Linked DNA regions of Homo sapiens: regions 1, 2, 3, 5, 6 and 7 are each linked to region 4. Evidence: chromatin contacts called from ENCODE Hi-C or POLR2A ChIA-PET data. All regions are on one chromosome and are shown on one strand. Each heading gives the region's core, a stretch centred on a gene start or an enhancer-like site at or near the end of the contact. The rest is flanking DNA. Distances are from core to core; before and after follow the strand shown. Region 1 has its middle 140 kb from the start of NEDD9. Region 2 has its middle 55 kb from the start of ADTRP. Region 3 has its middle 6.6 kb from the start of ADTRP. Region 4 has its middle 74 kb from the start of EDN1. Region 5 has its middle 120 kb from the start of TMEM170B. Region 6 overlaps TBC1D7-LOC100130357 (TBC1D7-LOC100130357 readthrough). Region 7 overlaps ADTRP (androgen dependent TFPI regulating protein).

Region 1 (3,084 bases), core at 329-2,828, 990 kb after region 4:
AGAATGGCATGAACCCGGGAGGCGGAGCTTGCAGTGAGCCGAGATCACGCCACTGCACTCCAGCCTGAGTGATAGAGTGAGACTCCGTCTCAAAAAAAAGAAAGAAAAAAGAAAAAAGGGTTGATTGACTTATGGTTCTGCAGGGTATACAGAAAGCATGGTGCTGGCATCTGCTTCGGGTGAGGCCTCAGGAAGGTTACAATCATGGCGGAAGGAGGAGCCAGCATATGACATGGCAAGAGAGAGAGAAAAGGACAGAAGGGAGAGGTCCCAGAGTCCTTTAAACAACCAGATCTTGGGTGCGTTAACTGAGTGAAAACTCACTCACCATCAAAGGGACAGCACTAAGCCACTCATGAGGGATCTGCCCCCATAATCCAATACCTCCTACTAGGCCCCACCTCTAACACTGTGGATCACATTTCAGCGTGAGATTTGGAGGAGACAAACATCCAAATTATATCACCTACCACAAAAGGAACTATTGTCTTAAAATTTTGTTAGTCATTCCCTTACTTTACTTTTTGATTGGCCTCCTAGGTCTAAGTGTATGCATAGACATATATGCATAGGTATATATACAATTTGCATATAGTCAATTTCTGCCTGTTTGGGAACTGTAAGTAAATATAATCATACATAAGCATTCTTCCAAGACTTGCTCTAGGGTCAACATGATATTTCTGAGTGTTATCCATGTTGATGCCAAGAGATGTTGATAATTCATTTTCACAGCTGTATAGTATCCTATTGCATGAATGTATGACAGTCTATCATTTCTATCAGTTGGCAGTGCTAAGTCATTGACAAAAATGATGGTTCAGAGTTAGGATTTCAAGAAGGCACAATTGCCACCAAATTTATCCCTGTTTCATGCACAAACTACTTGAGCAGAGAAGTGAAAATTTTGCCTCAAGTTAGAAGCAGGTTTTAGCTAGGGGACATCAAAGGAGGGAAGGGGTCTTAAATGGGAGAGGAAGAAAGGGCTAAAGTGACTCCCCAAGATTAAAAAATAAAAACAAAAAGAAAAAAAAGAATCTTCCTGGACAGACAATTTGTGACTGGGCTAGCCCATGCTGATTGTGGGCAAATTAAGGCTTTCACTCTCACTGTCACTTCCCCTCCAGATAAGCCCTTGGGGAAAAGTTCTATATGAATACTTAATTTACAAAAGTATTGTTCCCCAGACCAGCAGATTGGGTTCCATGAAGGTCCATCACTTTGCTTGATCCTGAAGAGAACCAAATTTCATATAGTGCTCATCTATAAGCTTCCTATTGATGTATTTTTTATATTCACCTTTTTCTATAGCATATGCGACTATGCAGCTACCACACAGTTATCAAATAGTAGTGTCCATGAACCTTTAGTAACCTTTGACTAGTTTCCATGACTCTGAAATTCCCCACCCACAGCTTCACTTGTAAAGAGTGGAAATATTTAGAGGAAGTGAGACTATCAGCAGCTCAGCCTCACCATGGGAAGCATTTTCTCCTCAAAGCACAGTAGTATGCTGGTGCCTTCTGTCACACTATCAGGACATGGCTTTAGCAAGTACAGTGTCCTCTCAGCACCTGTTCCTCATGCAGGTGCTTTGCATCATATAATCGTCGAAACATTAAGGAAGTAATGCTCTTTGTCACTCCACCGGAGTGGAGAAGTTAAAGTCAAGAGTGTACTTCAGGGGTTGTATCACTGGTTTGGCTTTAGTAGTTGTGAGGTCTTGATGGGTGAGAGTGATCCCTGGCAAATGACATATATTGATTGATTCATTGAGTGAGCAAAGGAGTAAGGTGGGTGTATTAGGGTTCTCCAGACAAACAGAACCAATGGAATGTGTGTGTGTATATATATACATATATATATAGAGAGAGAGAGAGAGAGAGAGATTTATTTTATGAAGTTGGTTCACACAATTATGGAGACTGGCAAGTCCAAAATCAGCAAGGCAGGCTGGCAAGCTGGAGATCAGGGAAGAACTGACATTGCTACTTGAGTCCGAAGGCACTCTGCTAGCTGAATTCCTTCTTGCTCTGTGGATGTCGCTCTTTTTTCTATTAAGGCCTTCAACTGATTGGAGGCCCACCTACATTATGGAAGGTCATTTGTTTTGCTCAAAGCCTACTCATTTAAATGTTAATCTTTTAAAGAAGATAGCTTTGCAGTGACATCCAGAAGAATGTTTGATCAATATCTAGGTACCTTGGCTTAGCCAAGTTAACACGTAAAATTAACCATCTCAGATACTGTATCCATTTCAGAAAATAATTTAGTAGATATTAATATTTATTGAACATCTGTTAAGGACTCTGTATGGGCCAGGCACCATATTAGGTGCTGGGGATTCAGCAGGAAAGCCAGCCAGACAAAATCCCTATTTTCAAGAAGCTTACATATGGAAGGGTGGAGGTTTGAGTAATTAAAACACTCGCAGTAGTTTTCATGCCTTCAAGAAGCACTGCAGATACAACTCAAGTCAATCAAATCCATTCTCCCATATACATATGGTATTGGGGTATAGTGAAAAGAGGAACAGAGGTTCTGACTTCCTGGACTTTGTCTTCTACTGAGGACCTCAGGTCTAAATTATATGATGACCATAGACACATTTTAACAATTATATACAACATGTTATTCATTATGTAGCTTTCAAAAGCACATATAATTCAGTTATAAAGGATGATGAAAATTAACAAATTGCATACAATTGTATTAAAAATAAAGTGACAAAGGTATTTTGTACATGATTATTTCATTTTCTTCATGAGTTTTTTTTTTTTAATTTTTATGGCAAAACAGTTCAAGGAACCACTTAACGAAGGTGTTTGATTTCAAAAGAATTGATTTGGGAAGACAGAACTGCTTGATGATGTCTGTTTCTTTGTTAGCTTTAAGTAACTGGTTTACTCAATTGGCCTCTTCCTTCATTGTGTTTTGGAGTTTTTTTGACTGAAGCAAAGACAAGCATTAAAAATAAAGACATTGGTTTATGTTGTTTAGAACTGAGAATCCATTTAAAAAAAATGAATTGGAGTATCTATGCCAGATTGCTCTTACATGATATATGTGGCCATGGGCAGAGGA
Region 2 (3,047 bases), core at 269-2,768, 530 kb after region 4:
GAGTGCCTCTCTTGCTTGGAGGGCCTCTGTTCCTAGCCTCTGGAAATCCCATCTCCTTTGATCTCTGTTTTCTTCATGGCCTAGCATTGTCCCTGCATCCAACCAAATGCAATCTGGGTTTGACACAAAGGAGGATTGTTGAAGAACCAGTTAGGAGACTTGTTTCCTCACCACACATTATTTTTGTGTTTTCATGCATCTCTCGGGATTTGAATGTCATTGCTGTGGAACAAATGCTACAGCCATCAGGGAAGCCACCAAGGCCAGAGACAGACCTCAGTGCCAATTGGATAACGCCTTTAGTGGAATTGGGGTCTGAGCCAAACCCTTTCATGTTTCCTGCTCTTAAAAGGGCATGCTGAAAGACAGGAGGGAAAGGTGGCCAGTCTAGCAACCCCAGGCTTCAGGACTGGCTTTCTCCTCTTGCCAGTGAGCAGTCAAACTACAAGAAGAAAAAAATTCATGCTGCCCCACCCCTTTTTTTAATGTCCAAAGAACATCAATTTTAATTTAAATGATTTCTGGAAAATGAATTGTCATTTTTTCTGAGAGAAAGGAAACACGGTCATGTTTGCATTCTCTTAAGAAGATGCAACAGCAAATACTTTTGGTACATACATTACAGGAAAAAAGTCAATAAAAAACAAGAAGAGCAAGATAAATGGATGATCATATTGATCTAAATAGAACAAAGACAGTTCCAAACCCATAATCTCTAAAAATCATTACACACACACAAGCATGCACCTATCTTTAGGAGTTTTTACCAATCGATAAGCAAAAACATGTATTAAATACCTATGTGTATATAAAAGGCACTGAGCTAGCAGCTTTTTTCTGATACCTGAATTCCAAAATTCAAGGGGTCTTATTACTAGCTAAAGGTAGTACTACCTAAGCAAGAAAAGAAAGAAGGCAGTATTGTATCCCATGCATACTCTGATACAATGTTCTTCAAGACCAGGTCACCCACCTGTTGGTTATTTTAAGAAGGGGAATTCTGGCGGCAGCTGGGACTCTGCCATAAATAACTTAGACGTCAACGTTCTAACACTGAAACCTTCTTGTCACATCTTTCTAAATGAATTTTGGAGGTATCTCAGGCAACTGGTCTGTCCAGAGCCATAGAAAACGGCAGAATCATGCTTATGTTCATGACCATTTTCTTTTTATCTGCCCTCTCCACCTGCAAGCTGGCTGTGGGCTTCGAAGAACTTTCCTTAGTGCGAAGGGCTGAAGAACAGCAACAGCACACAATCATCATTGTTACTATCTCAGGCTATTGACATCAACTCAGTCAAATAATTAAACCCACTCATATTTCAAAAGCTTCTAGTAACTATCATGGCCATTAATTTTAACCTCAAAATTCCACTCTCGGCATTTGAAGTTCTGCCAGAGTTCCTGATTACTTTGAATATTTGTCTCCTCCAAATCTCGTGTTGAAATTTGATCCCTTGTTGGAGGTGGGGCCTGGTGAGAGGTGTTTGGGTCACGGGGGCGGATCCCTCATGAATGGCTTGGTATCCACTTGTGGTAATGCAGGAGTTTTTGCTCTATTTGCTTACCTGAGAGTTGGTTGTTTGAAAGGGCCTGGTACCTCTCCCCTCTCTCTCTTGCTCCCTTCCTCTTGCTAAGTGATGCCTGCTCTCCTTCATCTTCTGTTGTGAATGGAAGCTCCCTGCAGCCCTCACCAGAAGCAGATGTTGCCACCTTGCTTTTTGTACAGCCTGCAGAACTGTGAGCCAACTAAGCCTCTTTTCTTTATAAATGACCCATTCCTCAGGTGTTCCTTTATAGCAAATGCACTGAGATAACGCCCAACCTCCCTGTGACTATGCTTCTGACCCACTGCAGCTTCACTGGCTCCTTCCTCACTCTGATTCTTCACCTGATTCACTGCTTCCTATTCTAATGGCTTTCCTGTTACCAAGAAGAGCTCAGTATCCACCTGTCTCCCCAAAGGCCTCCCTCTCATGCGAACTGAAAAAATCTTGGCTGGGCGCAGTGGCTCATGCCTGTAATCCCAGTACTTTGGGAGGCTGAGGCAGGCAGATCATGAGGTCAAGAGATTGAGACCATCCTGGCCGACATGGTGAAACCCTGTCTCTACCAAAAATACAAAAATTAGACAGGTGTGGTGGCACACACCTACAGTCCCAGCTACTCGGGAGGCTGAGGCAGGAGAATCGCTTGAACCTGGGAGGCAGAGGTTGCAGTGAGTCAAGATTGTGCCACTGCACTCCAGCCTGGTGACAGAGCAAGACTCCGTCTCAAAAAAAAAAAAAAAAACTTGACCTAAGAAGTGTACTATACATCCATGTGACACATATGTCTATGTGTGCAAGTGTTTTCTACATCATGGTCATTTGTAGGGAGGCTCACCTGCCCAGAGGTAAATAAAATTCAAGTTATTCAAAACCATGACATTAATGAATTCAACCTTAAAACTAGCATTAAAAATAACAACAAACACTCATGTTCAAGTGGGAACTTGAGCCACTGTCTTAATGTTTCTTCCAAAACTCAGCAAAAACAGGTTCTTTAAAGTTGATTTGAATATCTTTTGTTTATTTTGTTTATCGCTTGATTGGGACTAGAACATTTTTGTTGCTGTGCCCTTTTTTTCTCAGTATGTGTCAATGCACAACAATTCAGTTGGCTTTGACTGGCACTGGCATTTTCTCCCAATATGGGCATTTGCAAATAGGAAGAACAAACCGCATACATGTATATGTACATACCTTTACATATAAGCTCAAGCACAACTAAAACCCTACTTTTGTGAATGAGATTTAATCACTATATATCACATCTTAAATAAGAATTGTATAATCTTTAAAACATCCTAGTACTGAGTCTCATACTTAGAAGGTATTCAATAAATGTTTGCTGTAGCAACCACAGAAGATTTAGCTCACAAAAAGTCTAAGTGATTATCAATATAGCAGACCTTAGTGGGAACCCTTACTTATTATTTGATTTCCAAATATGAAATACATTCAACATCACCTTTGTTTTCTTCCATGGATTTCAAGAAGGTCTTA
Region 3 (3,206 bases), core at 190-2,689, 580 kb after region 4:
TCGGGTAAGGACAGGGCAGGTGCAGTGACGAGAGTGGTTTGGAGTCCACGGAAACTGGGAAGTATGTTGTGTGTGGGGCTTAGGGGTTCATTGAGAGGGCCTTTGGCTGCTTCACAGAGGGGCTGAGCCAGGAGGGCAAAGTTGGGAATCCATGTCCTAAAGAAACCTGCCAGTCCTAGAAAGAGAGAAGTTCATTTTTTGAGGAAGGCGGGGGCAAGCTGTTTATTAAGGTTGCTTGTGCTGGGGTCATGGCTCGGGCCCCGGGGGAGAGTTGGACTCCTAAGTATGTTACTGTTGGGGTAGATAGTTGGGCAAACAACAAATCTCTATTAGCATTTATAATTTACCTGCTACCATGAATAGTGCTGAGGGCACAGAGATGTATCAGACACCCCTGGAGGAGCTCATAGTGATTGGCTGCATCAGTGAAGGTTCCAATAGGAAAAGGCATTTCCCTCAGCTGAGAGTTTAATGATGGGACTATTAGCACAAGGATGGGCAAAGGTAAGACAGTTCTGTAAGAACTGTGGAAGTACAGATCAGCTGTAAAGGGAATGAGCCATCTGAGACGGGCTCTGTGCACATTACGAGGGTAGGTGGAACAAGTACAAGTCCCGCCGACTTGCCTTGTCTTCAGGTTTAACATCTGAGAGCTATATTGGTTAGCTGTTTGTTTAGCAACAGCAGCTGGAGAACCCCTCTCTTGTGTCAAAATGAAACCACACTTCAGCAGACTTGTTCACCATAATCTCAAGGACTCTGTGCCCTGTGTCCCTATTTCCTGCTCATCGCTGCTCAACCTGCAGACGTCACCTAGGAGTGTCGTCCAACCCCTCCCGCTGCAGCTGGCGCCATGGTGTGTGTGGGGGTGTGTGAATCTGTGTGGGGTTGGGGCATTTCTTCAGAGGCCAGCCCTGGTCAGTTGCTCCCTTAGTTCAGTTGGCGTCCCAGCTTTGGGACATGAGATAGTCACTGTTGCAGGTTCCCTGAACCCCATTTCATACCGAAGGAAATTAACACCCCAGAGAAGCTGATGGCTGATCAGCTCCAGGTCCTGAAGCATATACAGGCTTGGACTCAAGCCCCTTGCCCTGACTCCCTGCGTTTTGTACCTTATCCCTTGGTGACTGGCCAAGAAATGGGTTATATCTTTACCAGGAAAAACTGTTATTTGTGCCGGTGGCCATGACTACTTTACTGTGGGACTCCTTTCATCCTTATCTTCTCCTACGTGGTGTCTGGAGTTTCCCATGACTTACTCAATGCATTCATCGTTAGCTCAATCTTCCATATATTTAGAATGACAGAATAATGTGCAGGATAATTTAGGCTCCATTAGTACTTTGTGCATACCTCTATTATAGTACTTATCACATCATGCTGTAATTTTTTGTTTACATACCTGTCTCTGCCACTTGGCAGTGAGTTCCTCCGGGGCTCAGGCTGTCTTACTCATTTCTGTATTCCACCTCCTCCCCACAACCCAGCAGCTGAACACGTTGAACACAGTAGGTTTTTAATGAATGAGCCGGCTTTAGGGTAAGGCTCGGTAGACTGGTACACCTGGTATTCCACATATTCATTTATTCAGCAAATATTTTCATAACTGCTACTATTTTTTAAATTGCCAAATAAAAATTGTATACATTTGTGGTGCACAACATGATGTTTTGAAATCTGTATGCACTGTGGAATGGCTAACTCAAGCTAATTAATATATGCATTACCTCACCTACTTATCCTCTTTTTGCGGTGAGAATACTTTTTTTTTTTTTTTTTTGACAAGGTCTGACTCTATTGTCCAGGCTGGAGTGCAGTGGTGTGATGCTGGCTCACTGCAACCTCCACCTCCCACACTCAAGCAATCCTCCCACCTCAGCCTCCCAAGTTGCTGGGACTACAGGTGCACATCACAAAAACATAATTTTTGTGTTTTTAGTAGAGACGGGGTCTTGCTATGCTGCCCAGGCTGGTCTCAAGCTCCTGGGTTCAAGTGATCTTCCCACCTCAGCCTCTCAAAGTGCTGAGATTATAGGTGTGAACCACCATGCCTCGCCAAGAATACTTAAAATCTACTCTGTTAGCAATTTTCAAGCATACAATACATTATTACTAATTATAGTCACCATGTTGTACAATAAACCTCTTACACTTATTCTTCCTGTCTAACTGAAATTTTATATCCTTTGACCAACTTTCCCCAACCCCCACTCCCACCTCCGCCCCAGGCCCGTGGTGACCTCCATTCTACTCTCTGCTTTTTTAGACTGCACATATAATGAGGTCAAGGAGTATTTGTCTTTCTGTGCCTGGCCTATTTCACTTAACGTAATACCCTCCAGGTTCACCTGTGTTGTCACAAATAGAAGTTTCTTCTGTCTGAAGACTAAGCGTTATTCCACTGTGTATCCGTACCATACTTTCTTCATTCATTTATCCATCGATGAACACTTAGGGTGAGTCCCTGTCATGGCTATTGTAAATAAGAATGTTGCAATGACTGTGGGAGTGCACGTGTCTCTTTGACATACTGATTCATTTTCCTTTGGATATATACCCAGTCGTGGGATTGCTGGATGATATTATAGTTCTATTTTTAATTTACTGAGGAAATTTCATACCGTTTTCCATAATATCTGTGCTAATTTATTTCCCACCATCAGTATATCAGAGTTTTCTTTTCTCCACATCTTTGCCAACACGTGTTTTCTTTTTTCTTTCTTTCTTTCTTTCTTTTTTTTTTTTTGGATAACATCCATTCTGACAGGTGTAAGGCGATATCTCATTGTGGTTTTAGTTTGCATTTCCCTGAGGTTTAGTGATGTTGAACATTTTTTATATATCTGTTGGCCATTTGTATGTCATCTTTTGATGTCTATTCGGGTCTTTTTCCCATTTTTTAAATTGGGTTATTTGTTTTCTTAGTCAGCAGATGTTTATTAGGTACTTACTGTGTGTCCAGCACTATGCTAAGCTCTGGGAATTCAAACACATCATATGTGAACCCTAGGAGATAATGACGTACAAAAAAGACTAATTCCTAATCATTATGCAACATGCAGGGATGCATAGCAGGTTAAAGAAGACAGGAGGGAGCTGTTTAAGATGGCCAGGTTGTGGTGGCCATCCAGGAAGGGTTCCTGGAAAAGGAAGCTGCTGAGCTGCATTTTAAATGAGGGTTATGACGTAACCAGTCAAAGATATGT
Region 4 (2,998 bases), core at 280-2,779:
CCTAAACAGAAGTCTACCCTGTGAGAGTCCCCTGCTGCGGGCACTTTTCCTGCTTGCTGCTAAAGGAATTCCAGAGAAACAAAAGCAAGGAGGCCGCTCACCCCTTCCAGCCCCCACCCAGAAGGCATTTTTGCTTTGAGATTCCACCTACAGGCTCCACTGGTGAAGTTTCCCCGGAGCAGAGTGCCTCCATTCCGTTCCTACTTAACAGTCATGGTGAGGTTAGAAGGTTAAGGGAGCCTGCCCTGCAGAGAAATTTGCAAAGATTAACTAATGCAGACAACAAGTGTCCGGAAGAGCAGAGAAATGTGAGGTCTACTTTATGGGGAAAGCTACCCAAGGCAGACAGGAGGAAGTTTCAAGCACAATTGGACAGTATCTCAGAATTGTGTGGATGTGTGTGTAATAAGAAGTATACATAAAAATCTACATAATATATATTTTATATATAGTATGGGTTTTTACATACTGTATATAACTGTATATATACACACACATAACAGTGTGTGTGTGTCTGCATATGTGTGTGACTATATATGTCTGTATATATGTTACGTGTATGTATATGTGTGTGTATATACACTGTTACATACACACACACACACACACACACTGTTGTGGGCTAAACTGTGTCCCTCTAAAATTCATATATTGAAGTTCTAATGCTCAGTACCTCAGAATGTGACTGTATTTGGAGAAAGAATCTGTAAAGAGGTAATTAAGGTAAAATGAGGCCATATGTGTGGGTCCAAATCCACAACAATTGATCTCCTTATAAGAACAAGAGATGTAAGACACAGACACACACAGAGGGAAGACCCTGTGAGGACACAGGAGAAGACGGCATCTACAAGCCAAGGAGAGAGGCCCCAGGAAAAACCAAACCTGCCAACACCTTGATCTTGAACTTCCAGCCTCCAGAACTATAAGATAAATTTCTGTTATATAGGACACCCAGTCTGGTATTTTGTTATGGCAGGCCTAGCAGACTCTCTCTCTCTTTCTCTCTTTCTCTCTCTCTCTTTCTCTCTCTCTCTGTCTCTCTCTCACACACACACACACACAGACACACACACACACACACACACACACAGGTTGGCCACTAAGTCTGAAAACACAGACAAACATATTTTAAAATATTTATTGTTTTCCTACTACAAAGAATGATAAAATGATATTATCTAAGAGTCAAGATTTTATGGCCCGCTCTATAGGCATAAACGTCTCGGCCTTCTCCCTGCACAGGGGGAAGGGAGGGTAAAGTAAATATCGAGTCAACGATAAGGCTGAGAAGGAGCCTAAGAAGTCTACTGCACAGTGCTTGGCCAGATTTGGGGGTGAATGTTCCGTTTCCCCAAGAATAGCTTCCTTAGAGTTCTTTTTCCTCAGATGCCATTAGGCTCTCTTCAACCTTGTCCCATGGCATGGCCACACTCGGCCCCCACTTGGCCTTTCACCAGGCACCCTCCATGCGGCTTTGGACGTCTCCGTGCTCTGTGAATGCCCTTCCCAGACATTCTCCAGCAAGGCCTCAGCTGAGGGGGAGGCAGGGCAGGGCTATGCCTGTCTTGAGTTGGTTAATGATTACCAAGAATCTGGAAATCCTTCTACCATGGTTATGCACAGAAACTGAAATGTCAAATTAAAAACAGAACCCCTGAGATAAGAAGAAAGTGGGACTGAGAAGCAAGAGCCCAGCTTGACCAGTGAGGCTCTGGAAAATCTGTGGTTTTGGGGGACAAGAAAAAGTTCCTGTTTTTTGCGGCAGTAGTGATTATAAAAATAGCAGTGTCATCATTTTGTTCAATGAGGAAGTCCAAAAATAAATATATGGGGTGAGCTAATGAAGGACTTTCCATGACATCTCAGGTCACAGAAAGGAAAGAAAGGGGAACTTCTATATTTAAAGGTCCTATTATAACAGGAGCTATGTTTCTTTCCTATTTTTTTTTTTTTTTTTTTTTTTTTGAGATGGAGTTTCACTCTTGTTGCCCAGGCTGGAGTGCAATGGTGTGATCTCCATTCACTGCAACCTCTACCTCCTGGGTTCAAGCAATTCTCCTGCCTCAGCCTCCAGAGTAGCTGGGATTACAGGCATGTGCCACCACGCCCCGCTAATTTTGTATTTTTAGTAGCAACAGGGTTTCACCATGTTGGTCAGGTTGGTCTCGAACTCTTAACCTTAGGTGATCTGCCTATCTCGGCCTCCCAACGTGTTGGGATTATAGGCGTGAGCCATGGCTCCTGGCCTGTTTCTATAGCTTATCTCATGTAATTTTGACCATAATCATATAAAGTAGACTTTATTATTCTTATTTTGTACAGGAAGAGCTGAGAAGTTAGGTAATACAGACATTGTTGGTTGAATGACCCAGCAGACCTTCCCATCCTTTTCTGTCTGCTGCCTTTCTCGATGGAAGTTGGAGATGGTACATATTCTCCTTTTCTGCCTTCTTTGCAGCTGTAGATGGCCTGACTACATGACAAAGTTCTAGCTAATGACATATATATGTATGCAGAATAATCCCAAATTTACATCTACGGCCTGGACTTCTAGTCTATATCAGAACTTAAGTATCCAACTGCCTACTCAACATCCCTATTTGGGTAGCTACTAAGAATCTCAGCCTAACATATCCACTTCTGTTCTCCTGTACTTCCTGGCTATAGCTGCCTCTGTTCGTTCTTGTCATGCAAGTAAAGAGCAACTCATTGCTCCAGGTGCACAGAACTGCAAACTCAGCCACCCTTGCCCCTCTTTCTCTCACACTCTGTATCAAGAGTATCCAATCTTTTGGCTTCCCTGGGCCACATTGGAATAAGCATTGTCTCTGGTCACTCATAAACACACTAACAATGGCTGAAGAGTTTTTAAAAATCACAAAAACATCCCATAATATTTTAAGAAAGCTTATGAATTTGTGTTGGGCTGCATTCAAAGCCATCCTGGGCCACATGCAGGCTGTGGACCGGTATTTGAGACCAGACTGGGCAGCAG
Region 5 (2,886 bases), core at 360-2,859, 710 kb after region 4:
AAGACCGAGTCAGTTCCCAGACCCACATCCCCTCACTAAAGGGAAAATAGGGATGCTTAAGGCAGCACTTTCTGCTAAAATTGCCAAGTATGTTCTGTGACTTTTCCTCTCAGCCTTCCCCAGTGGTACTTGTGTCCATTTAAACAGGTTACTGTACTGGGGGAAAAATGCCCAAACTTTTCTCAAATATTTGGACACTGGCTCCAAGCCAACCATACCACAGACCACCTATCAAAGCAGGCGACTAGTAGAGATCTGGTAATTGATAGAGTTTTGGAGTGTGTGTGTGTGTGTGTGTGTGTGTGTGTGTTGACCTTTCTTCTCCCATTTGGCAGAGGAAAAGTATACCAAACACAGAGGAAAGTGGAGAACTCATGGTGAGCTTTTACTCCTGTAACTGCATCCATTCCTGCTTCGCTTACTGAGTTCCCTCCACACTTGCATCTCAAACGCTGAACTCAAACTTGTCATTCTCCCTCTCCTCCCATGGCCTTTGAATTTGCAATTCCCTGGCCTAAATCTTCCTCACCTCTTCCCATCCCTTTGCCTAATTACTTCCTCCTCATCCTTCAAATCTCAGCTCCAGGGTCCCTCGTTAGGGAACACTGCCTATTCCCATCACTCCACGAATCTAGGTCAACTTCATTAGCTCCACAACATCCAGGGACAGCAATCTTTGCCTTTAAAGCACCTCCCGCAGCTTGTTGATGCACATTCATGCGAGTGGCTTGACGAGTATCTGCTTCTTCCTCTAGACTAGAAGCAGCCCAAAGCTGGAACGTAGTTTTGGTTACCACTCTTCCCCTGGCTTCTAAATACGATGCCTGGCACAGTGAACACTCAATAAATATTCATCAAATGAATGGATGAATGAATAAATAAATGAATGCACACCTCTTTTACTTCAAAAAAAAAAACACTTCTTAAGAATTGAAATTTAGCAATAAATTGGCCAATGTTTTTCCTATCTTTAGCGTGCCAGCACTTTCTTCTGGAGACCATGAGCAGGGGCAGAAAGACATCATCCCCAGCAGCACTCACATCTGAAAGCAGGCGGGTGTCCCTCTGCAACAACCCCTGCTCAGTTAGATTGCTTTAGGATACCCTCTTTTCTAAACAGAACAAAATTTTAACCAGACCATAAAAGCTGGTTTGGGATCTGAAAGAATAAGATTGTGCAGCAAATGATAAAAGGAAAAACCCAGCCATGCCTCCCTGTTCTGCCTTTTGTTTGGGCATCCTGTGTCCTGCTAGGCCTAGAAGGGGGTTGATGGAACCGTTTGTTGGCTGAGAGACTGGATTTTAATTGTCCTGCAAAGCTCCAATAAAGCTTTGTTTCAAGTCTTGAATTTCATCCATGTTTCCCTTTTAACAAACTTCAAGGAAATAACTCACCCTGAACTGCCACAGTGTACTGCCAAAGCGCTAGCAAATAAGAAAGGCACATGCTTCCTGAATTTGGGTGAATGAACCGACAACACTCACTTTAAAGGGTTTTCTTTTTCTTTTTTTTTCCTTTTAACTAGGAGAGAGAATGCGGACCAGGCTTTCCCTCAGCAATTTTTCTAATGAAAACATTTGGTGCCACCTGGTGGCCAAATTTACACGGACGCCTCAGCCTTCGCAGAGTACAAATGTCTCCCGGTTGAACTGGATATTAAAAACCCTGGTGCTACTCGGGAGGCTGAGGCAGAGTGGCATGAACCCGGGAGGCGGAGCTTGCAGTGAGCCAAGATCACGCCACTGCACTCCAGCCTGGGTGACAAAGCGAGACTCCGTCTCAAAAAAAAAAAAAAAAAAAAAAAAAAAAAAAAAAAAACCCTAGTGCAACCAATTTGGTAAATTTCTAAGAATATAGAGAATTTAAATTTCTCCTTATTGAAGACAAAATTCCCCACCTGCGTTCCACCACGCCTCTTGGGGACAATTTGTTTTCCTGAACAGGTGGCTTTCTTTAAGTGAACATTTTCTCTAAGGTAATATGCTTCATGCAGAGTTCACTTTTGAGCTAAAAGAAGGGCAAGAAGTGCAAATAATTATTGTGGCATGAGAGAAGGAGAAGGAATTGCCCAGAAATCCTTTAGGCCCCTTCAGTGTCTACTGGCCTAGGATTCCAAAAAGGTTTGAGAATGTTTCTCATACTCATATTTGGCCCAAGCACACGGGTCCAGTGGGTCAACTTTCACTTTGAGAAAAGCTTCAAATTCCACATTCTTGGATAAAACATAAATAGAGCCCAGTTAGTCCCTCTCAGGCTTTTATGAACTAGAATCATATTTCTTAACCTATCATTCCTGAGTGTGAGAAAAACAAGAGGAATGATATGTAATGTCTTAACAAGCTGTGCTGGGATACCAATTTTAACTGGCCAATAGAACCAACGCAGATTATGTTTTAGAGAAATCTAATCCCTTATAAATCAGCTGTGTGTAAAAACCCTCACATAAACAAGTGATGTGTTGTGAGTAGCAAGGAGAAAAAAAAAATTCTCCTGGAAATGTGTAGGTCTATTAGCGGAGACAAGCGCTGCTCGCCTCGTGCTCCATACTCCGAAGGGCAATTCATGTTAAAGGCAGTAGTGGGCTGGCCCCCTTTATGCTGAACATAGGAAATACAGAAAAACATCTACGAGACTGAGCAAAGTGGTAGTATTTCGTGCACTGGCTGGCTCAGCACCAAAATTCAAATCAATACTCCAGAGAGAAGAGCCCCCAGAAACAGCCCAGCAAGAGCTTGGAGGGTTCAATGATCATTTAATTTAAGCCCCTCTTTTTACAGACAAATGAACACAGGCCCCCAAGAGTTTAGGTGATGTTCCCGTGGGCCCTTATCAAGTTAGAGCAGAGCCCAGGGAGAGAGAGAGTTGAGGTCCTCCGCTCTCTGCTT
Region 6 (2,969 bases), core at 134-2,633, 940 kb before region 4:
ACAGCGAATGAGGGAAGACACTGAAGTTGTCAACACTGAAATTTCACAAAGACTGATTTGCTTGCCCACAGATTCCCCAGGACAGCTCAGACGCGATCGTGAGCAAGGCCATTGACTTGTGGCACAAACACTGTGGGACCCCGGTCCATTCAAGCTGAACGCACCCGCTGGTTGTGGACCGTCTGCCAGGCACCACAGTGAGCATTGTGTTCTTGGCATGTGATCTGGGAAACTGATTGAATAATACACTTTTCTTGCTTTGGTGCTCAAAGTGGTTTTTTTCCCCCAATAAAATTATTTAATTGAAATGCCTGGTGTTGCTGTGTTGGCGAGCAGCATCTTGCAGTTACATAGAAATGTAAAGTTCATCTCTGAATAGCATTTCAAAAGGGTTGTTAGAAAATAGCTCCCTGATTTTAAAGCGGTTTAGTCAGGGTGAGTGGGTGTGTTAACCAGCAGTGCATAACTAAGCCTGCCCTGCCTGTCTCTAATTAGCACCAAGCTAGTTACTTTCAAGGTCTGTTTCTAGAATAAGAGTGACTTCCTTTTGTTGACACCTCAGATTTGGCTTTTGTTGATGCAATACGTGTTTAAATCCAAGCCAACTGCCTTCTGAGGCTTCATCTTGCTAAACAGGCTTTAAACAATTCCTTACTCTTTTTTCTCTTTGGGCCAGTTGGAATGAAACCATTATTGAACAAAATGTGTTTGAATTGCTCCTAGGAGCAAGTACTTGTTGGATATTTTGCTGCACTCACATTTTTCTTGATGGGGTGTTAAATGTGGGATGTTAGGGTGCACTGTGCCACGCACTAAAGCAGTGAGAGAAATGGCCGGTGAAGGTGAACAGCTCATCACCCCTGGGCCACCTTGTGCCACGTAAATGGCATGGCCACTCTTCACTGGATAGTTCCCGGCTTTGGGAGTAGTGAGTGAAAGGGGACCCTTTGTTTCACACCGGTTTAGCCTTCAGACCTGCAAGAGCCTGAGTGGTGAGTTGGATTTTCCACCCACCCCCTAAAAGACGAGGGCAGCTATGAACTTATAGAGGTACAATTCTGAGAATTCAGGCCCTCCTTAGTGTGTGAAATATCTGTTGAAAAAAAGTTCAGAGAAAGTGTGAGCTGTTGAAATCTGCTGCTTCTGAATACTAACATATCCAAGAGTATTTAATTTTTTAAAATAAAAATGCACTCCAAAGAAAAACCTTTTAAAGCAAAATTGCTGCCTAGAGTTAAAATTTTAATAAAAAATGACTTATTGCCAACCATTTATGCCGGAGCCAGGCAGGAGCGCTGGTACTCTTAGGGAGCAGGAAGGCTTAGGGGCTGAAGTTCCTCTGACTTCGCTGCTTTGGCTGGAGGCCAGCTGATCTGAAACGAAAGACTCTTACTGTACTGCTGAGAGATCTAAAAATAAATATTCTGCAAGTATATTCTGTCAAACCCAGTTTGGTAAAACCTTTCTGGCTGTAGGGTGTGGGGCGGCGATTTTTTCTTGAAGTTAGTCAATCTGAGAGTTTTTATTAAAACACTGATTGGCGGAATGATTTTTTTAAGGCCCATCCTGAGAAAGTGGTGGATGGAGAGGATGAGCATCCAGTTTCGCTTCATAGCAGAATTTCACTTTGCTGAGAGCTGAGTGTTTTGAAAATGTTTGTGCCTGCTGTCTTGGGTGAGGAGCGCAGTTCCTGATAAAAATACATCCATATGCCTTTTCTTCAAAACATTTTGTCAGGATACTGCAGAATTTTTCCTTCATATATTACAACCCACGGTTCCTGTCACAGACTATTGCGGCTAAAATGTGAGATTCTTCCTCGCCCTTGGAAAGCTGGAATTTAACATGATCAAATTTAGTTTCTGCTCTTTCCCGTCTAGAGATTTGCCTTAAACACAGATGAGAGAAGATCTCAGTCCTCTTGGCCAGGAGAAAGGAAGGCCGAGGAAGGTTGGAGAGTGTGTGTGTGTTGGGGGTGTGGCTTTGGCCTGCTGACAAATCGAATGGATGGATTGCGTCGAGGTATAATTGTGTAGAGGATTGTGTGTACACAGGCTTGTGTGTCAAGGCTGTTTCAGGAAATGAGGTCAGGGTTCATGAGAATGAAGCACTTTCTTTGTTAATGGAAAGTTCGCCTGAAAATTATGAGGCAACACTGAAATCATATGATGCGCTGAAGGAGCTCCGAGGACCTTCTTGCACTGTAGCTCTGGGTATGACAGGCACTTGCCCTGTCTTGAATTGCATAAGTTTCCTGTCATGTGGTTATCACGTCCCTATGGTGACTCAAGGTTTTGGTGTTTTCTGTCTGAAAATGAAGAACCTGGAGGGAAGCCAGTGGGGATGAGGAGGGTAAGCAAAGAGCTTAGATGCCCAGGACCAGATCCTAAAATGAGTCACTGGCTCACATGGCCCAAGTGACAGCGCCTGCTCGAGCTCTGTGACCGTAAGCAGCAGAGTGACATCCCAAGTTCTCCAGCCAAGGCAGCCTTTGGGGAGCCTGGTGAGGGGTGTGGGGTGTGGACAGTGAATCTGCCCGGGTCACATAAGGTCAGCAGCCTTTGTCTTTAGCTGGGTGTTTTGGGTCTAGAAGGGCCAGAAGGTGCTTTCCTCTGCCCTTGACAGAGAGGGAAAGGAGTGTGGGAATTTGGGGAGCAGGAGTTGGTGGCATCTCCTCTGTTGGTGAAAACAAAGAGCCGTTTCTCCTTGAGACTGTGTGCCAAATGAAACTGTCCGTGGCTCTTGGCACAAGCCGTGGCTCCTAGATCAGCTGATGTTCCTCCAGAGCTGGCACCAGTTTGAGTAGGAGGGAGGGGTGATGGATGGCGGTGTGGAGAACAGAGGGTGGTAGTGATTTCTGGGGGACCACGGTGGGGGTGCTGGCCTTTCATGGCTTTCCCGACCAGTCGCCCTTTCCACTTTGGTCCCTCTGTCAGCCTTGCCTTGGGGAGGTTAAAAAGTGAGTGGAC
Region 7 (2,969 bases), core at 302-2,801, 650 kb after region 4:
GGAGGAGAGAATTCACATCAAAAATGGAAAATAAGGCCAAGGGTGGTGGCTCTTGCCTGTAATCCTAGCACTTTGGGAGGCTGAGATGGGAGGATCCCTTGTGGTGAGGCCAGGAGTTCAAGATCATCCTGAGCAACATAGTGAGACCCTGTATCTAATAAAAAAGCAAAAAAAAAAAAAAAAAAAAAAAAAAAAAAAAAGCTGGGCATGGTGGTGTGCACCTCTAGTGCCAACTAGTCAGGAGACTGAGGTTGGAGGACTTCAGCCCAGGAGCTCAAGGCCGCAGTGAGCTGAGATTGTGCCACCGTATTCCAGCCTGGGCAAAGACCTTGTCTCAAAAAAAAAAAAAAAAAAAAAAGGGAAAAACAGAAGAGAAAGAAGTAGACACACCAATGAAAACAACGTGAAATCCATAAAGCTTGATAAACAATAAGCCTCGGCTGAAGTGACTGGGGTAGTCTAGATTGATGAGGAGCAGACGAAGAAGACAGAGTTTTGATCTTGAAAATTTTGCATGAGATGAATACAAGGATAGCCATGAGGACTGCATGATCAAGAGGTGGCCATCCTAGGAAATCAGTGTAATTAAGGGGCCACAAACAGGACTTCAAGTCACCAGTCATGATAGCCTCTAAGAAGTGGAGTTCCAGCAGAATGGAATGAGTATAAGATATCTAGTGTTTACTGTTAAGGATAGAATTGATGAAGGTGGCAGGGTTTGAAGGGTGAATCATGGAATTAGGAGCATGGATTTGCTGCAGGAATACCAAGCCAGAACTACCAGGGCTGTAAGTTCTGGAATGGAGGAGAAGTTTTTAAAGTAGCATTGACAGTATTTGGCAACAAGCACAAAGGATAATGAGCTAATGAAATTTCACAAATTGCAGAGCTTACACAAAGATTTATGATCATTAAATATGGAGTACCAACTTGTTGGCTGAATAGAAGTCATTCTACAAATCTAATGCTATAATTTCAGTAGAATAATGCCCCTCTAATGAGCTTACTCAAACCTAATCCATATGCCAGTACTTTTCCACCAGGCTGATGAATTCATTTGCTAAGAGGTCACAGAATGACCCCAATTAGTTGAACATCCACCCTTCTATTTCCTCTCTAATTTGATGTGGTCTCTTCATCTCCATCTGCAAAGTCTCAAAGTTTGCTGATGGATTGTGTGTAGCCTGCAGACACTCACTCAGAGTCACAGCAATATGCTTCCTCTTAGCTATGCAGAGTACCTGAAGGCAAACAGCATCGTGGGTGCCTGGCTAACTGTGAACCCAGCACTGAGGGAGGACGGCAGAGTTGTTCTCTGCCCCTGTCATCGTGGCAGCTGTTTTTTCATAACTCCTTAAACTGCATCTTGTCACCTTGGGAAAAGTGTGTTCAACTTTCCACTGCCCCAAGTCAGAGTGAATCTCTACCCACAACAAAAATACCCATTAGGGAAAGCCTGAAGCCTGAGGTCTGTCTCTGTTCTTGTTTGTACAGGTGACATGAGGCAGCCACGGAAGAAGAGGAAGTAATTGCACACCATTTTCCAAGAACCAAGAAAGAAGAAAACACAAGAGATTTTTCTCATCTTTTTTTTTTTTTTCTGGTGGAGGGAGGTGGTGGAGGAACATAGCAAAGTAGGAGGGACAGAGAGTGATACTTAAATTTAATAAGAGGTTCGTGAAGGTAGCTTAACTTGAGAACTCTTGGTTTTTTGAAAGGTTGACTGCACATGCCAAAAACAACTCCTGCTATCTCAGAATTAATTATCTTTGACCTTCGTGGAGGATGGTCTCTGGTTAAAATCTGGCCAAAGAAACTCACATAAACTTGGTGTTAGAGAACATCTAGAGAGAGAGAGAGGAACTTAGAGTCATTTAAACTCTTCAGTTTACAGAGAAGGATGCTGAGGACCTAGATGAGAAGTTACCTGCAAAAGGCAAAAGGGTTACTTAGTGTCAGAACCAAGGCAATGACTTCTCTCTCCCAGATCTCCTAGCTACTGGTCCTGGGCCATTTTTTTTTTTTTAAATAATCCCAACTTTCTTTAAAAGACAAGCATTTCAGTAAGCTAGTTATTTTCATGGGTTGCTCATCCATTTTTTTCAGTGATCTAAAAATGTAGGGAGATGGCTACTACTGAAGTTGTCTGTCTACTTGGGATAATAGCAAATTAATTGAAGACAATGGGAAAGTAAGTTATAAAAAATACTGGGAAATCTGTTTCTCTTCTGAGCAAGCATTCAGGGCAGGTATAAACATCAAACATAGTGACATTGTCAAAACCTCTTCCATTTGAACATTGATTAATTCATCAAATAAATGGTATAGTAATAAATTTTGCTTGCAGAAGAATCTGGATGGGAAGTGATAGAATTATAAGGGCTGTTGAGATTGCTTTGCTACAAAGCACTTTTCTGAATTAGTGTGTGGTTTAACAAAGCTGATTTCCAGATGCTTAACAAGGATTCATGATCCCTGCTGTGATTTTCCTAGTGTTATTTTCCTGGCCTTTATTTGTGGGCACATTTTTTAAAGAACACAAATGGCAAATGGCTATTGGTGGGTAGACATATTTGAGTCTACTAGTATGTCACTAGGCTCATATGGGTTGGGGTGTGGACACTGAAGGAAATTGGACTTGGACTTCCCAACCTAACATTATGTAGGAGAAATCTGGTAAAAATGAGCAAGAGTGGTCTTGAAGGGTTACAGAAGAGGACAGAATATCTCAGGTGGGAAGGCAGCCTAAGGGAAGACCAGGGCAGGCACCAAGAAACCTGCTTAATTCCCACTTCTTTTTCTACTGTTCTGTTAATATGGGCCTCAAGTCTTTTCCAGTTGGAGCTGGGAATACCACCTCTTTCCCCACATCTACTGCTGCCTCTTCACTGCTCCAAGCACCTGGTCTCAGCAGGAGCTCAGAAACAGTTGCCACAGTGGAAATTCCCCAAACGTGAAGCCCTCGGGGG

Evidence for each region. A loop is a pair of places that touch in the nucleus more often than their neighbours do. ChIA-PET counts read pairs that join two places held with the same protein, here RNA polymerase II (POLR2A). Pooled maps may share reads with other maps.
Region 1: a map with no recorded cell type shows a loop between it and region 4 (4-fold over the local background). The contact joins two enhancer-like sites. A Hi-C loop is called at or near these places in 3 of 37 single-sample maps with no recorded cell type and 3 of 50 pooled maps.
Region 2: a map with no recorded cell type shows a loop between it and region 4 (17-fold over the local background). The contact joins two enhancer-like sites. A Hi-C loop is called at or near these places in 14 of 37 single-sample maps with no recorded cell type and 4 of 50 pooled maps.
Region 3: a pooled map shows a loop between it and region 4 (3-fold over the local background). The contact joins two enhancer-like sites. A Hi-C loop is called at or near these places in 3 of 37 single-sample maps with no recorded cell type and 3 of 50 pooled maps.
Region 5: a loop to region 4 is called in a map with no recorded cell type, with 4 times the contacts of the local background. The contact joins two enhancer-like sites. A Hi-C loop is called at or near these places in 11 of 37 single-sample maps with no recorded cell type and 4 of 50 pooled maps.
Region 6: a pooled map shows a loop between it and region 4 (5-fold over the local background). The contact joins two enhancer-like sites. A Hi-C loop is called at or near these places in 3 of 37 single-sample maps with no recorded cell type and 2 of 50 pooled maps.
Region 7: a map with no recorded cell type shows a loop between it and region 4 (4-fold over the local background). The contact joins two enhancer-like sites. A Hi-C loop is called at or near these places in 1 of 168 maps with a recorded cell type or tissue (GM12878), 9 of 37 single-sample maps with no recorded cell type and 5 of 50 pooled maps. POLR2A ChIA-PET finds 5 or more read pairs at or near these places in 1 of 52 experiments (GM12878).

Annotation. Positions count from the first base shown.
Region 1 is chr6:11,372,850-11,375,933 of GRCh38, reverse strand. It overlaps a transcript of NEDD9 not described here. Among named protein-coding and RNA genes, the nearest start is that of NEDD9, 140 kb to the right of the region's middle. Within about 2 kb of position 1,578, at least 4 of the 41 ENCODE cell types and tissues checked have a DNase peak (open chromatin) inside an H3K27ac peak, as active enhancers do.
Region 2 is chr6:11,832,447-11,835,493 of GRCh38, reverse strand. No RefSeq gene overlaps it. Among named protein-coding and RNA genes, the nearest start is that of ADTRP, 55 kb to the right of the region's middle. RefSeq lists an enhancer at 873-1,172 and silencers at 1,395-1,585, 1,433-1,662. Within about 2 kb of position 1,518, at least 3 of the 41 ENCODE cell types and tissues checked have a DNase peak (open chromatin) inside an H3K27ac peak, as active enhancers do.
Region 3 is chr6:11,783,829-11,787,034 of GRCh38, reverse strand. No RefSeq gene overlaps it. Among named protein-coding and RNA genes, the nearest start is that of ADTRP, 6.6 kb to the right of the region's middle. Within about 2 kb of position 1,439, at least 4 of the 41 ENCODE cell types and tissues checked have a DNase peak (open chromatin) inside an H3K27ac peak, as active enhancers do.
Region 4 is chr6:12,362,587-12,365,584 of GRCh38, reverse strand. No RefSeq gene overlaps it. Among named protein-coding and RNA genes, the nearest start is that of EDN1, 74 kb to the right of the region's middle. RefSeq lists an enhancer at 1,650-1,969. Within about 2 kb of position 1,529, at least 10 of the 41 ENCODE cell types and tissues checked have a DNase peak (open chromatin) inside an H3K27ac peak, as active enhancers do; they include GM12878, where a contact is called at or near this core.
Region 5 is chr6:11,654,459-11,657,344 of GRCh38, reverse strand. No RefSeq gene overlaps it. Among named protein-coding and RNA genes, the nearest start is that of TMEM170B, 120 kb to the right of the region's middle. RefSeq lists a silencer at 1,502-1,671. Within about 2 kb of position 1,609, at least 6 of the 41 ENCODE cell types and tissues checked have a DNase peak (open chromatin) inside an H3K27ac peak, as active enhancers do.
Region 6 is chr6:13,302,290-13,305,258 of GRCh38, reverse strand. TBC1D7-LOC100130357 (TBC1D7-LOC100130357 readthrough) reads left to right here. Exons shown (of 9, transcript NM_001318809.2): 8 at 72-197. The coding sequence ends at 158. TBC1D7 (TBC1 domain family member 7) reads left to right here. Exons shown (of 8, transcript NM_016495.6): 8 at 72-308. The coding sequence ends at 158. Among named protein-coding and RNA genes, the nearest start is that of TBC1D7, 25 kb to the left of the region's middle. RefSeq lists an enhancer at 2,109-2,158. Within about 2 kb of position 1,383, at least 33 of the 41 ENCODE cell types and tissues checked have a DNase peak (open chromatin) inside an H3K27ac peak, as active enhancers do.
Region 7 is chr6:11,713,038-11,716,006 of GRCh38, reverse strand. ADTRP (androgen dependent TFPI regulating protein) reads left to right here. Exons shown (of 6, transcript NM_032744.4): 6 at 1,495-2,484. The coding sequence ends at 1,529. Among named protein-coding and RNA genes, the nearest start is that of ADTRP, 64 kb to the left of the region's middle. RefSeq lists an enhancer at 1,482-1,631. Within about 2 kb of position 1,551, at least 4 of the 41 ENCODE cell types and tissues checked have a DNase peak (open chromatin) inside an H3K27ac peak, as active enhancers do; they include GM12878, where a contact is called at or near this core.